Regions from separate parts of the Homo sapiens genome. Here all the other regions are linked to region 1. The links are chromatin contacts, found by Hi-C or POLR2A ChIA-PET in ENCODE. All regions are on one chromosome and are shown on one strand. Each heading gives the region's core, a stretch centred on a gene start or an enhancer-like site at or near the end of the contact. The rest is flanking DNA. Distances are from core to core; before and after follow the strand shown. Region 1 has its middle 24 kb from the start of LINC01132. Region 2 has its middle 21 kb from the start of LINC01348. Region 3 has its middle 30 kb from the start of LINC03108. Region 4 holds the start of LINC02971 (long intergenic non-protein coding RNA 2971).

What was found. Hi-C counts contacts between places; a loop is a spot of excess contacts on that map. ChIA-PET counts read pairs that join two places held with the same protein, here RNA polymerase II (POLR2A). Pooled maps may share reads with other maps.
Region 2: a pooled map shows a loop between it and region 1 (3-fold over the local background). The contact joins two enhancer-like sites. A Hi-C loop is called at or near these places in 1 of 37 single-sample maps with no recorded cell type and 2 of 50 pooled maps. POLR2A ChIA-PET finds 5 or more read pairs at or near these places in 3 of 52 experiments (OCI-LY7, WTC11 and activated T-cell).
Region 3: a map with no recorded cell type shows a loop between it and region 1 (10-fold over the local background). The contact joins two enhancer-like sites. A Hi-C loop is called at or near these places in 7 of 37 single-sample maps with no recorded cell type and 5 of 50 pooled maps. POLR2A ChIA-PET finds 5 or more read pairs at or near these places in 1 of 52 experiments (activated CD4-positive, alpha-beta T cell).
Region 4: a loop to region 1 is called in a pooled map, with 2.4 times the contacts of the local background. The contact joins the promoter of LINC02971 here to the enhancer-like site in region 1. A Hi-C loop is called at or near these places in 2 of 168 maps with a recorded cell type or tissue (Caco-2 and mucosa of descending colon), 6 of 37 single-sample maps with no recorded cell type and 4 of 50 pooled maps. POLR2A ChIA-PET finds 5 or more read pairs at or near these places in 3 of 52 experiments (BJ, HepG2 and Panc1).

The regions. Positions count from the first base shown.
Region 1 is chr1:234,698,548-234,701,991 of GRCh38, reverse strand. No RefSeq gene overlaps it. Among named protein-coding and RNA genes, the nearest start is that of LINC01132, 24 kb to the left of the region's middle. RefSeq lists enhancers at 1,456-1,750, 1,533-1,782. Within about 2 kb of position 1,956, at least 12 of the 41 ENCODE cell types and tissues checked have a DNase peak (open chromatin) inside an H3K27ac peak, as active enhancers do.
Region 2 is chr1:235,046,797-235,050,240 of GRCh38, reverse strand. No RefSeq gene overlaps it. Among named protein-coding and RNA genes, the nearest start is that of LINC01348, 21 kb to the left of the region's middle. RefSeq lists enhancers at 1,805-2,099, 2,813-2,862. Within about 2 kb of position 1,945, at least 29 of the 41 ENCODE cell types and tissues checked have a DNase peak (open chromatin) inside an H3K27ac peak, as active enhancers do.
Region 3 is chr1:235,009,514-235,012,957 of GRCh38, reverse strand. No RefSeq gene overlaps it. Among named protein-coding and RNA genes, the nearest start is that of LINC03108, 30 kb to the right of the region's middle. RefSeq lists enhancers at 185-364, 575-644, 311-811, 762-1,056, 655-1,244. Within about 2 kb of position 1,702, at least 26 of the 41 ENCODE cell types and tissues checked have a DNase peak (open chromatin) inside an H3K27ac peak, as active enhancers do.
Region 4 is chr1:234,955,005-234,958,448 of GRCh38, reverse strand. It overlaps LINC02971 (long intergenic non-protein coding RNA 2971), which reads right to left and starts at 1,250. Exons shown (of 2, transcript NR_186179.1): 1 at 1,089-1,250. It overlaps LNCATV (lncRNA negative regulator of antiviral signaling), which reads left to right. Exons shown (of 4, transcript NR_125945.1): 3 at 371-770; 4 at 928-1,107.

The DNA.
Region 1 (3,444 bases), core at 707-3,206:
TGCTACAGGCCCCAGATGGTGCAGAGTAGCTGCTAGCAGTGACTATTTATCATGAGGCTGTGCGGGTGTAAAGAAACATGGCCAACCACACTACAAGTGGTCTAACAACATGGTGCCCAAGGGAAAGCACGTCCTGAGCCCCACCCCACTTCAGCATGGGTTTGTTCCTCTCAAGATACTTATGCCCATCTCAGAATATCACTGACTTCTGGAGCTTGCCACAGAGATACTTACAGCTCAAGCAACACCCCAGTGGCTCAGTGACCTTCTCCAGGGTCAGCTTGTAAGCGATAACAAAACCCATCTTCTGGTTCCCTTGGTTCCTGGAGAAGCTTGATGAACTTTGCACAAAAATAATTTGGGCATATGATAGCATATTAGTAGGCAAGTTCAGACTCAGGGAACTAAAAATCCAAGTCATAATGTGATCACTCACCCCTTTGGGTTTCTAAATCCAAAAGAAGGACCTGTGCCTCAAAAGTAAGCAGAAAGAGGCCAGACGTGGTAGGTCACGCCTATAACCCCAGCACGTTGGGAGGCCGAGGTAGGTGGATCACCTGAGGTCAGGAGTTCGAGACCAGCCTGACCAACATGGCAAACCCCCGTCTCTACTAAAAAATATTAAAATTAGCTGGGCATGGTGGCAGGCGCCTGTAATTTCAGCTATTCAGGAGGCTGAGGCAGGAGAATCGCTTGAACCTGGAAGGCGGAGGTTGCAGTCAGCCAAGATCACACCAATGCACTCCAGCCTGGGCGACAGAGGGAGATTCTGTCACACACACACACACACAAACACACACACACACACACACACACACAGCAGAAAGAAAGAAACAACAGAACATGCAAATACATGAATAAAGGGAAAGATTCTGAGGTTCTAGAAAGCTTCTGTTATTATCTATTGATGCACATCCAGGCAAATGCCTTTTCTTCTTGCCCAATCCAACCCTGTCTCCAACAATAGATAGATGATAAATAAATAGATATGTAGGTAAATAGATAGATCCAAAGAAAAAACTGCTGCAGTATCACTCTCGTTAGAGCGTTCCTTTTAGTAAGAGAAAGATCCTAGTTCTACCACACATGTTAAACTTTCTGTGCAATGGCCTGGAATTTCTACCATCTTTGCTGATATAGATCACCCTGAATAAATCATGGGATTGATCAGTCCTTTGGCAAATGTTTCCAAGTGTAATTTATATGTACTGCCATTACTAGGGCACCTGACTTGCTGATATTTTTAAACAAATCCAGGTTTGGTCACCTTGAAGAATGCTTGCTCCTTTGCGGCAGATGGGTACAGGACCCATCCTGACCCATCCTCTCCAGTCCCTTGGGCTTTAGGCTGCCTGCTTGCTGTGGTAGGGGCCAGAGTATCATTTGCCATTTTGATTTGGTGCTGCTCAGTCAACGCTTTGTGCTTCCCTGCTGCCTGCTAGCTCACAGCCCTGAGTCAGAGAGGGGCTCCCCTGAGAATCTGCCTTATGTCATTTGTACATGGCTGGGTCTGGAAATCTTGACAAAGCACTTTCTATAAACCACTGTGAGGGAGGGCAAAAATAACAGTAATAAATAATGCCTCTGAGTCATCCATTAACCTCTGTTGATGCCACCTCCGTGTCAGCTGTCACATGTTGATAGTGTCACCTAGAATCCCTGACGGGGACATGCAAGCCTGTGCATGTTCCCTCCCCCATAGCAGTGCTGATGAACATCCCTCCTGTACAGCCCATCTGTTCTGGTTCCATGTGGCTGGGCCTGTTTCTCTCCGAACTGCTCTGAGCAGAGCAGATTTTATTTTCATTACTCTTGCCATGAAGGTCTCCAAATCCTAAGCTTCCCTTTGGTCTTTGCTGTAAACCACAAGGTCTGCTGTTTGGCGATGCACTGCTTTGCCAGTTTGCCTTCAGGTCAGGCCTCTGGATTTCCAAAGTCCCTTCGTGGAATTTGTCTTGGGAAACCTCCACCCACTAGGGCCACAGGGCTCAGCCCACCAGGGGAGTGTCTGCAAAGCTGAATGGGCTATTTCTCTGTCCTGTGCCTCCCTCTTCCAACCTGTCCTAGTTCTTGCTTAGCTAGACTCTCAAGGCTTATTTTGACATGCTTATCTCCGTATGGCCCTGCCCTAAACAGACATGGCAATAAGTGCACACTTGTGGCTCACCTCTATGTGGGGCAAAGTCTTCCTCTCCATGAAGCCTGTCAATTCAGTGAGCTGAGAAGCACTAGCTGAACCAAACTTAGACCTTCTTTGCAGCCTCTGGACTTTCTCTAGCCCTCATGTCTATAGTGAAGTATCACTGTGGGGACAGGCATGGGGCCTCCTCTGGGTTCAGCGGTTCTCAAAGCATTTCTTCCCTCTTTTTTTTTTTGAGATGGAGTCTCGCTCTGTCACTCAGGCTGGAGTGCAGTGCACTGGCGCAATCTTGGCTCACTGCAACCTCCGCTTCTCTGGTTCAAGCAGTTCTCCTGCCTCAGCCTCCCAAATAGCTGGGAATACAGGTGCATGCCACCATGCCTGGCTAATCTTTTTTTTTTTTTTTTTTGCATTTTAGTAGAGACGGGGTTTCACTGTGTTGACCAGGCTGGTCTCAAACTCCTGAGCCCAGGCAATTTGCCTGCCTTGTCCTCCCAAAGTGCTAGGATTACAGGAGTGAGCCACCATGCCTGGCCCATTTCTTTCTTTCTTTCTTTCTTTCTTTCTTTCTTTTTTTTTTTTTTTTTTGAGACAGAGTCTCACTCACTCTGTCACTTAGGCTGGAGTGTAGAGGAGCGATCCCGGCTCACTGCAACCTCTGCCTCCTGGGTTCAAGCGATTTTTCTGTCTCAGCCTCCTGAGTAGCTGGGATCACAAGCATGCACCACCACACCTGGATAATTTTTTAAATATTTTTAGTAAAGACAGGGTTTCACCATTTTGGACAGGCTGGTCTTGAACTCCTGGCCTCAAGTGATTCACCCACCTCAGCCTCCAAAAGTGCTAGGATTACAGGCTTGAGCCACTGCGTCCGGCATCTTCCTTCATTTTATTAATTGCACAGCATGTGGTATTTGGTCACCTGTTATGAGCCTGACTCCATGCCAAGTGCTGAGGCCGTCACCCTGGTTAAGATCCCCACCATCTGCAGCCTACTGCAGTGGAGGAGGCTACATTCCCGAAGGTAAGTTACAGTGTCAGCAAAGTGCTGTGGGCCCCTGAGCAGGCGGTTGGGAAAGCCTTTACCAAGGCAACGATACTTGATTTGGGTCTTATGGGAGGACAGGGAGTGTAATCCAAAGTGAAAGGGCAAGGGAGGTCTAGCTAGAGGGAGGGTGGCAGGGGATCGGGGCCTGGTGTGGAAGTCATGCGTTGCACTCATGTGTGCATGGACCCCAGCAGGGTAAGTGTGAGGCCACAGGCGGGACCCCATGTGCCATGCTTAGGGGTTCAGACATTGTCCT
Region 2 (3,444 bases), core at 696-3,195, 350 kb before region 1:
CTGTACCTGGCTTTTTTTTTTTTTTTTTTTGAGACAAAGTCTCTCGCTCTGTTGCCCAGGCTGGAATGCAGTGGTGTGATCTCGGCTGACTGCAACACCGTCTCCTGGGTTTAAGCAAATCTCCTGCCTCGGCCTCCCGAGTAGCTGGGATCACAAGCACCCGCCACCACACCTAATTTTTGTACTTTTAGTAGAGACAGGGTTTCACCATGTTGGCCAGTCTGGTCTTGAACTGCTGACCTCAAGTGATCCGCCCGCCTCGGCCTCCCAAAGCGCTGGGATTACAGGCATGAGCCGCTGCACCCAGCCACATATTCACAGCTTCTATTTGAAGGATCTCAAAACCACAGGGAGTGCAGCAGTGCACACCAGCCCTCTCCCCCACCTCCCTTTCCCCACACTCACATTCCTTCCCTTATGCCCCAATCACTGGCTTAGTCAGAAAGACCATTTTAACCTGAGAGTAAACGAAGGAAAGGGATACACAGTCTACTGGCTTCTGTCGCCTCACATTTTAATAGAGGCTTCAAGCAACAATTACCTATGGGATATGTCTGAGAGGCACTACAGAAAGGGGCAGAATTATCTACCAGCTTGATAAATGATACATCTCTCAGGACTTTTGGAGGAGAACCAGCTCCATGCTGCAGGAGCCGTGTGGAGCTGGGCTTTACTGCCAGGGCCTTGTCCTGGATGCTGGAAGGAACCAGAAGATTCAAAGTAGAGTCAGGGTCCTGGCCACCAGTGCAAGGCAGGCCACATGACCATCGACACTGCCACCATTGCCACCAGCCCCAGTGCAGCCCTGGGAAGGAGCTTGTTTTCTCCTCCTGGGGGACTGCTGCTCTGGTAGGAGACCAGAGGCAAGAGGAGTCCATTCCGGGCTGTGGGGTACCTGCCCTGTCTCCCTCACAGAGTGCCGTAAAACAAAGCAGCATCATGCATAAGCCCATGTTTCCAGCAGTTTATCAGAGCCTCAGATGTGTGGTGTAGATCCCATCGCCTTGAGGCTCAGGAGAACCAGCAAGCGTGTAGTGCCCTGGGCGGGGTCCCAGCTGACCATGATCCCCATCTCTGGCATCTTTTTTATGGGTCTCCCCTTGTTTTTTTTTTTTTTTCAGACAGAGTCTCGCTCTTGTCGCCCAGGCTGGAGTGTAGTGGCGCGATCTTGGCTCACTGCAACCTCCGCCTCCTGGGTTCAAGCGATTCTCCTGCCTCAGCCTCCTGAGTAGCTGGAATTATAGGCACCCACCACCACCACGCCCAGCTAATTTTTGTACTTTTAGTAGAGATAGGTTTTGCCATGTTGGCCAAGCTGGTCTTGAACTCCTGATCTCAGGTGATCTGCCTGCCTCGGCCTCCCAAAATGCTGGGATTACAGGCATGAGCCACCGCACCAGGCCTGGTGTTTTTTTTTTTTTTTTTTTTTTTTTGGAGACAGAGTCTCACTCTGTCACCTAAGCCAGAGTGCAATGGCATGATGTCGGCTCACTGCAACCTCCGCTTCCTGGGTTCAAGCGATTCTTGTGTTTCAGCCTCCCAAGTAGCTGGGACTAAAGACATGAGCCACCACGCCCAGCTAATTTTTTTGTATTTTTAGTAGAGGCAGGGTTTTCGTCATGTTGACCAGGCCAGTCTTGAACTCCTGACTTCAGGCGATCCGCCCGCCTTGGCCTCCCAAAGTGCTGGGATTACAGGGGTGAGCCACTGCGCCCGGCTGCCCTTGGTTTTAATGTGGACGCCTTGTGCTTTTTGCTCAGTATTCCTGGCCCCGGTGATCACAGGGGTTGTGAATTATGGATACAGCAGCAACTGTTTTTAATCTCCCATGAAACAAAACCAGTGTGTCTTCTGCCCCGGAGGCCGCGGGTGAGGAAGGGATGGCAGCTGCTGCGATATGGCTGCCTCGGGCTGACGTCAATGCGAGTCATTCCAGGCCAAAGACTCCACTCAGGAAGCTTAAAAGTGATACTGAAAACAGATTTGCATGTTTTCCTTTCACGGGAACTTGGCTCCTCTCAGTTCCACTGAAGATGTTTTCACCAGCCTGTGTGCAACCGGTGTGTGGAACGAGCACAGCTTGCAATGCAATTGGAAGGCGACTTTAGCTTTTGTCCTGTGCTGCCCCTCTGAAGTTTATTCAGCCGGATTCATGTTCCCAGACCCTGGCAGGCTTGGACTTTTCTGCTCCTCTTAGGAAATAGTCTGTCTGATGGTTGCTTTAAATGGAAACAAAACAAAACAAAACAAAACAAACAAAAAAAACCAGTCTCCATTTGGAATTTCAATGTCCAGGCCAAGATATTAGTCAAAACTTCAAACCATTCTTCTTGCTCCAGCTGAGGCTGCTTAGGGCTGGAAGTCTGCATGGGAAAGGGATGAGGCTGGCTTCTGTCCTTTCCTGTGGCTCCTTGTGCCCCTTCTCCCAAGGTTGGAGCTGGGTGAGGGGTTTTAGGGCCCAGGACAGCTCTCACCCGAGTAGGTGCATGGGCAGCTTGCTGTGCATCCTTTGGGTCTGGCTGTGGTTGAAAGCTGCCCTCTCTCCTGCCGGGGCTCCCATGTGGGTCTGCACTTCCTGGAGTCTCTTATTGGTGATCATTTGAGACTCTTTGCTTTGGTCCCTTGGGTTTACCTCGAGCTTTTTGCTGCTAGGGTTTCTGCCCCTCCAGGTGGTCTTATAGGTCAGGCCCCTAGCAGACCTCATGCTGGTTACCTCTCTGTGTGGCTTCAGCTGGTTCTGACCCTCTTGTGTGGCTTGCCCCCGCAAGCTCTGGGAGGGAGGCCAACCCCAACCCACTGCATGCTCCTGGTTCTGGCATCAAAGCAGGCAGGGCCAGACATGGTGGCTCACTCCTGTAAACCCAGCACTTCGGGAAGCTGAGGAGGGAGGATCACTTGAGGCCGAGAGTTCAAGATCAGCAACATAGTGAGACCCCATGTCATTACAAAAATAAATATTATTATTTTTGAGACGGAGTCTCACTCTGTTGCCCAGGCTGGAGTACAGCGGTGCGATCTCAGCTCACTGCAACCTCCACCTCCTGGGTTCAAGCAATCCTCTTACCTCAGCCTCCTGAGTAGCTGGGATTACAGGCATACGCCACCATGCCCAGCTAATTTTTGTACTTTTAGTGGAGATGGGGTTTTGCCATGTTGGCCAGGCTGGTCTTGAACTCCTGACCTCAAGTGATCAGCCTGCCTCTGCCTCCCAAAGTGCTGAGATTACAGCCTTGAGCCACTGTGCCCAGTCCACACACACAAAAATTTATTTAAAAAAACCAGGCAGGACCAGGTGTGGTGGCTCATGCCCAAAATCCCAGCACTTTGGGAGGCTGAGGCTTGTGGATCACCTAAGGTCAGGATTTCGAGACCAGCGTGATCAACATGGTGAAACTCCATCTCTACTAAAATACAATATTAGCTGGGTGTGGTGGCACATGCCTG
Region 3 (3,444 bases), core at 453-2,952, 310 kb before region 1:
ACTGACCCTTCTGTCCCTGGGGTTGTCAGGGATTTTCTTGGCTGCAGATTCCTGCCCCAGTGGAGGCAGCTCTGAGCAGGCAAGCAGGAGCTAGCAGGCCTGTGCATTCTCTGAATGGCCAGAAGGGTCCTTTTGAAGGTTTTTCTTTATTTTCCTGAGTGTGGCCACCAGTGGAGTGTCCTGGAGAGCCCCAGGGGTGCAGTTCAGCAGCAGGACAGTCAGTCCCCCATCGGCATGGAGATGGAGTGTTCTGTGTGTGGATTGACCCTCTGGCGTCGTTGTTCCTGTTCAAACATTGCCTGTTTCTCTAAGGGGAAACATGAGCATTGGCGTTTCCTTTCTGGGTTGGAGGTGGAGAATTTCATCCCCACCCTACTCTGCGGATTCATTCCGTTTTAGTTGTCTGGCTTTGCCCGGGGCAGAGGCTGCTGACTGGTGAAAGCACCCTCTGAAAGCAAGTTTTTTGTTTTCTACTGTCCTCTGACCTTGGGACGGGCTATGATAGTCCTCAAAACCCTCACAAGCATGGTTTCCATGAGAGCCTTGCAACATTCCCTTGAGCCGGGCAGGGCAGGCAGCCATGTGGACATTTTAGAGATGAGGAAAGTGGGGCTGTGGCCAGACTCTTTGCGGCCAGACTCTTTCTGGCCAGGTTGTTCCACCTGGCTCTCCGGCTCGAGTCTGTCCAGCTTTCAGTCCTGCTGGTCTGTCTGCATAGGGGCTGCTTCTAGAAGACCAGGCGAGAGGATGTGGGTATGAGGGAGGAGCTGAGGCGCACAGGAAGAGCAGATGGCCTGTCTCTCTCCAGTATCTGCTAGTCACTACCTGGAAACCAGCAATGATGATGTAACCACAAGCATTATTCAGTGATGGCCGCCTTCCTTGTGTGGGTGGGACCGCAACACCGCCTGGGCTGGGGAATCCCATTGGTGACAACACAGCATCCTTTTGAGCTGACGCGGCAACAGATGCCCCAGACCAGCTCTGCGTCTGACAGCATCTCTGTGAAGCGTGTGCAGGGGACAGCAGACATCAGAGCTCTCCTGTAAATCACCTCCGCAAAGGCTCTTTGTGGTCGATTCACTGATGACTCATTTATAATCTGGTTTCAACATTGTGAGTCAAAATGCACCACTTTCATTAAAAATAACATTCACTGGGGTCTAACGGCTTTCTTTTTTCTGTTTTTTACTGTACTGTGTGGTTTCTGGATGGGAAGCTGTCAGATGGCAGGCGAGGTGTTCCGAGGGACTTGAGCATAATCGTGCAACGACTCAGGTGTGGATTGAACAAATAGTCCCGAATACCTGCTGTGGGTCCTGCAGACTTCTGGGCCATGGAAGTGTGTGGGTAGTCGGCGTGGGTGTGTGTGGGGGTGTGTGCAAGTATCAGGATCACCTGGGATGCTTGTTAAAAATACAGATTCCTGGGCTTCACCCCATATCTCTGAGGGTGGGGCCTTGTCAAATTCCTCAGGAGCTTTTTAGGTACAATAGAGTCAAGAGCCTTGACTCTGGGTGAGAGAGAATGGGAACTCCCTTCAAGCAGACCCTCCCTACAAACGGAGCAACCAGAGGAGAGGCAGGTCGACTGCAAGGCTGAGAGGGGTGGATGGGGGAGGTGAGAGAGGAAAAGGCAGGGGCGGGGGAACACCCGAGGTGGAGCGGGCCAACAGAGTCCCCATGGGAGAGTTGACTAAAAGCCCCGGCTTGATGCAAGGAACCCACAGTCTTTCTGGTTTGGGGACCAAATCTTGGGCATCCCCTACTTCCTTGGTTAAAAAAATTAAACATACAGAAACGGTTTAGTGGGCATTCTGCAGGGTAAAAAGCCCCTGCTGCATGGCCATGTTTTTATATTTTATGTTCTTTAGCAATGTTAGAAACTTCACTGGGAAAAGCACTTTAAAAAGATATAGTTGAGGGGAATGGGACGTGGGGAGTTATTGTTGAATGGGTGCAGAGTTTCAATTTTACAAGATGAAAGTGCCTGGAGATGGTTAGCGGCGATGGCTGTATAGCAGTGGGAATGCATGTCACACCACTGAACAACGTGCTTAAAAATGGTTACGATGGAGGCCAGGCACGGTGGCTGACACGTGTAATCCCAGCACTTTGGGTGGCGGAGGCGGGCTGATCACTTGAGGTCAGGAGTTTTGAGACCAGTCTGGCTAACATGGTGAAACCCTGTCTCTACTAAAAATACAAAAATTAGCCAGGCATGGTGGCGGGCACCTGTAATCCCAGCTACTCGGGAGGCTGAGGCAGGAGAATCACTTGAAACCCAGAGACGGAGTTTGCAGTGAGCTGAGATCGCACCACTGAACTCCAGCCTGGGTGACAGAGTGAGACGCTGTCTCAAAAAAAAAAGGTTAAGATGGTAAATTTTCTGTTATGTGTATTTTACTTACTACAATTTTTAAAAAATTGGAAAAAGAAAGATATGGTTGAGTCTGACTTGGATGAAAGTCTACAGGCCTCCTGCTGATGGTCTCAGCGGCTCCTGGGAAACTACCGTTTGTTTCAGCCATCTGTAACTTGATTTGTTGTTCAGAAGTTTGCCAAGACTTCTCCATGCAAAGCCAGGTGTAAGTTTAACCTGAGCCACGTGGGTCCCCCCACCTTTCCGCCTCCGATGGATCTTCTCTCCAAGGGCTCCGGTGCTCAGGCCCTCATAGCATGGGAAATCAGAAGGGATGTTTGGGTGGGAGGCTTGGCATGGAGGGTGGACATTTTGCTACAGATGGCCTTGCCCTCACGGAAGGCCATTGTTATTCCGCGTCTGCCCCCTGGCCGGGTCCAGCCACCTGAGCCTTCCTGAGCTCCCAGCTCTCAGTTGCAGCCAGCGCCCAACGCCTTCCTGCGGCACCTCCACAGACCTCGCCTCTTTGCCCTGACTCCTCTCATTCTCTGTTTTCCAGACTATCCCCAAGCCCTGCCTGTGGCTGCCTCCTCCCTCCATAGCATCCCTGCTCTGCCATGGCTCCCCTATTTGGGACAAGACCTTTGTGTGGGCCTCAAGATGTAGGCAGGTCTCTGCTCAGTGGCCCAGCTTTTGGTCGACACCTGCAAATGTGTCTAAAACTCATCTCAACCTCTTCCCCAACACCAGTCTTCCCTTTGATCCCACCCTCCATCTGCTCTTCTCTCAGCATTCCTGAGAGTTTCTGCAAGTTGCCCCAGCCAGAAACCAGGGTGCCAGGCATCACTCTTCCTGCCCGGTTCCCAGCTCCCACCAGCAGTGCCTCCTTGGCAGCTCTAGAATCCCCACTGCCTCTGGTCTAGTTCATGCCTCCATCACTTCTTCTCTGGACCACTGCAGTAGTCTCCTAAGTGACTGTAGCCATCTGAATAGTGGCCCCAAAGATATCAAGTGCCAATCGCCGGAAAACAGTGAATGTTACGCTACGTGGGAAAGTTTTTGCCAATATGATTAAGTTAAGGA
Region 4 (3,444 bases), core at 1-2,500, 260 kb before region 1:
CTCCCAGCTTATTGTGATTCAGCAAGACCCTGGCGTGTCACTTACGGGAGGTGGCCTTGCTGGGCATAGTGCCGGCCAGCCAGAGACCCTCAGTGAACAGGGGGCGTTTCCAGAGGGCCTGGTGTTTTCTGCATGGCAAGACTCCTACAGAGAGGCTGACCTGGTTTTCAGAGAGCAGTTTGCGTTTCGGGTGGCCCTGGGGGCACATGTTCCCATTGGATTCCTGCACTGGAAGTAAGCTTGTGGGGCCGGGCTGCCAGCAGTGCCTGCCTTGTACCAGGGCTTTTTTGGTATGGAAAACTTTAGAGAGGCGTCACCACCACCTCTTTTTTGCTCAGCATTTGCTCATCTCTCCCCACCTGCTTTTCAGGGCTCAAGCCTGGAAGAAGCCTTAGGACGTGGGGGAAATGTCTAACGTGGAGTCCACCTGCTGAGCAGGACCGGGTGTGAAGGAAGAAGCTTTGTTCTGATTCCTCATGGCCCAGCCACCCCTCGCCTGAGCTGAGCCTGGCCACAGGGCCCGCCTGCAGGAAGGGCTGGCCCATGGCTTCACACTGGGCTCAGGCTGCGCTAAGAGCCCCGGGTGAGGACCTCCAAGCCCAGGAAGCCTCAGTTGGCCAAAGTGCTAGATGCGTGTGGTCTGCTTTCATCCCCGCTTCCCTCAGAGCTTGCATTTTCCAAATTCAAGAGAGGCTCCACCTTCAAGAAGACCGGCCTGTCCCTGTTATTTATGTGTCCCCCTACCATATCTCCCTTTGTTCTGCAGAGCGGTACGCATAAAAAGCTTTTGGGGAAGGGGAGAAGTGTGGCTCAGTGACTTGCACAGGAAATTGGAAATTGGATCCCCAGGTCTACCCCCACTCCTCTGACTCATGCTTAAACAAACCCAACACATGCCCTGACCTTTGCTCTCTCCCTCTATTGCAGGCCATACCTGCCAGCAGCCTGCTCTCCCGGCCATGCTGCGGTTCACAAAAGTCCAGCATTTGGCTAGCTTCCTGGGGGAATGAATCTTTCAGAGCCAAACTAATGCTATGCATGCAGCTTATGATTTTTTTTTTTTTGTCTTCAACAAAGTGAATACTTACTTTTTTTTTGCTCTTTAAATTGTCATCCATTATATTCATCAACACAGAGAGATGGAACATTTGGCAAAATTATTTTAAGTAGCACTCCAACCTGTGATCGTAATTTCAAATCAAGGAATTTGCTGAGCAGCTGTGGGGAAGAACAAAAGGCCTGAGAGTGATTTAGGGCCTGGGGGAGGGGAGGCGGTGGAGTTGAAGGCCCCAGCCGGTAGCAGAAACAGCTGGGGAGGTAGGTTGTGCACACCCCGTGGGGGAGCCGGCCTTCTCAGCCCTGCCATCCCATCCACACGTGCCTCATCAGAGAGTTTTCGTCTCCTGAACATACCACATGCAGCACTTTAAAATAGATAAACTAAGAGGATTCAGATTCAGTTTGATACCCTCGCTGAGAGCTTCGGCTCGGGAGTTGGACAGGCCTGGCCTTGAATCCTGGCTCTGCCTCTCACCAGCCTCAGTTGCATCATCTGTAAAATGGGGCTAATGTAGCAATCACTTCGCAGATATTACTATGAGGTTGAGTGTTTATTTGACCCAGTCACTGGCATAGAACAAGTGTTCAAAATACTATTATTATCACCAATATGCAGAAATGTTCAATGTATACACTCGGTTTTTGCAACCAATTTATTCAATGAACATCTATTGAGCACCTGTTATGTGTTAGGTGCAGGGCTGGGTGTTGTGTGGGTACAAACACATAAAGCATAGGAATTAATATGCTATTAGATAAACTAAAAAGACTTCTATTGACTTAAAAAGTAATAATGACTTCTAAGCATATTTAAGTAATTTACGAAAGAGCCTTTCTTTTTTTTATTTTTGAGATGGAGTCTTGCTCTGTCTCTCAGGCTGGAGTGTAATGGTGCTATCTCAGCTCACTGCAACCTCTGCCTCCCGGGTTCAAGCAATTCTTGTGCCTCAGCCTCCAGAGTAGCTGGGTTTATAGGCGCGTGCCACGACGCCCAGCTAATTTCTGTGTTTTTAGTAGAAACGGGGTTTCACCATGTTGCTCAGGCTATCTTGAACTCATGACCTCAGGTGATCCACCTGCCTCGGCCTCCCAAAGTGCTGGGATTACAGGTGTGAGCCATTGCACCCGGTCAAAAGAGGCTTTCTTAACAGATGGTCTATTAGAAGCAATTTGAAAAGAAAATATAGAGTTGAAAAAAATAAAAGGGAAGCTGCATTCTTTTTAATTGTTTTTGAACTTGTTGCTTTTCAACACAGCTATTATCTAAATTAACTTAATTTCTTAAAATAAGCCCTGCTTGATACCCGGGAACCTTCAATCAACTAATTTGCAGATAATCAGACCTATTTACAAATAGTCTGGTTTGTCTGAGTGACTTTCAGTGACACATGCATACTCAGAAAGGGTATCATTTGCCAGGGATTAGTCAGTTCTGCTGAATTACAGTCTTCAGAATGAGAAGTCATCTAGTTCAACCTTTCATCCTTTTAATAGAATTTCTGGTGGATAACAGCTGAGCTTCTCCTCCGACTCTGCTAGGAATGGAGAACTTACTACTTCAAAACGTAGATGCTGCCTGGGTTGAGCAGCTCTAAATGTTCAAGATGGAATCATTAATAGGAAACTAATTGAAAAGAATTTGCATAGCACGTCTCAAGGACAAAAATCCCTTCTGTTGTTTTTTCCTTTTGTCTTGGTCTGCATCTCTGTCATTTGGTGGTGTTTGGACTGCCTGTCTGTCTTCCCTTTTTACTCCGAGCGGCGGCCTGCCCTCTGCCCCCTGCCCCCAGGGGAACAACAATGGCCCTGATCACAATTGGGTGGCCAAGCATATCATGCCGTGGAAGTTTGGAGCCAACACTCAGTTCCAGTTGCTCCTCTCCTTATTCTCTAGGGTGGCTCCACTAGGTTCTGCTTTCTCAGAAAACAGCAGTGAACTTTGTTCAGCCGAAACCCTATTTCCCAAGCTGATACTTGCTCACTGGCCTCCCCTCCTCCAGCTGCTCCCAACTGCTGACCACTTCTTGAGCGCACTGCTAGCTGCTTCTGCTGTTCCAGCACTTCCTGGAAGGCAGCTGCAAGCAGCCGAGGCAGATGGAGCCCAAGCCCTGTTGCTTGTGGTCTTGGCTTACTGAGCCTGAATCCACGACCGGATCATTAGAAAAGGGACGGTGTGTGTGCCTACCTTTGAAGCCAGTAGGCCAAAAGAAGGGTGAGCAGGACAGCGCCATAACACCTAGAGTTACTGTGTTTGGTTCACACTTCTGGTTTCCTGCAGAATTGCTAGAATTTTTAAAAAAAGGAAGCAGCAAGTTGAGAGCAACTAAAGTAAAAAGAGAAAAGTGATACAAAGGGAAAGGTTTATTTTTGGAGCTCTTAGATTCT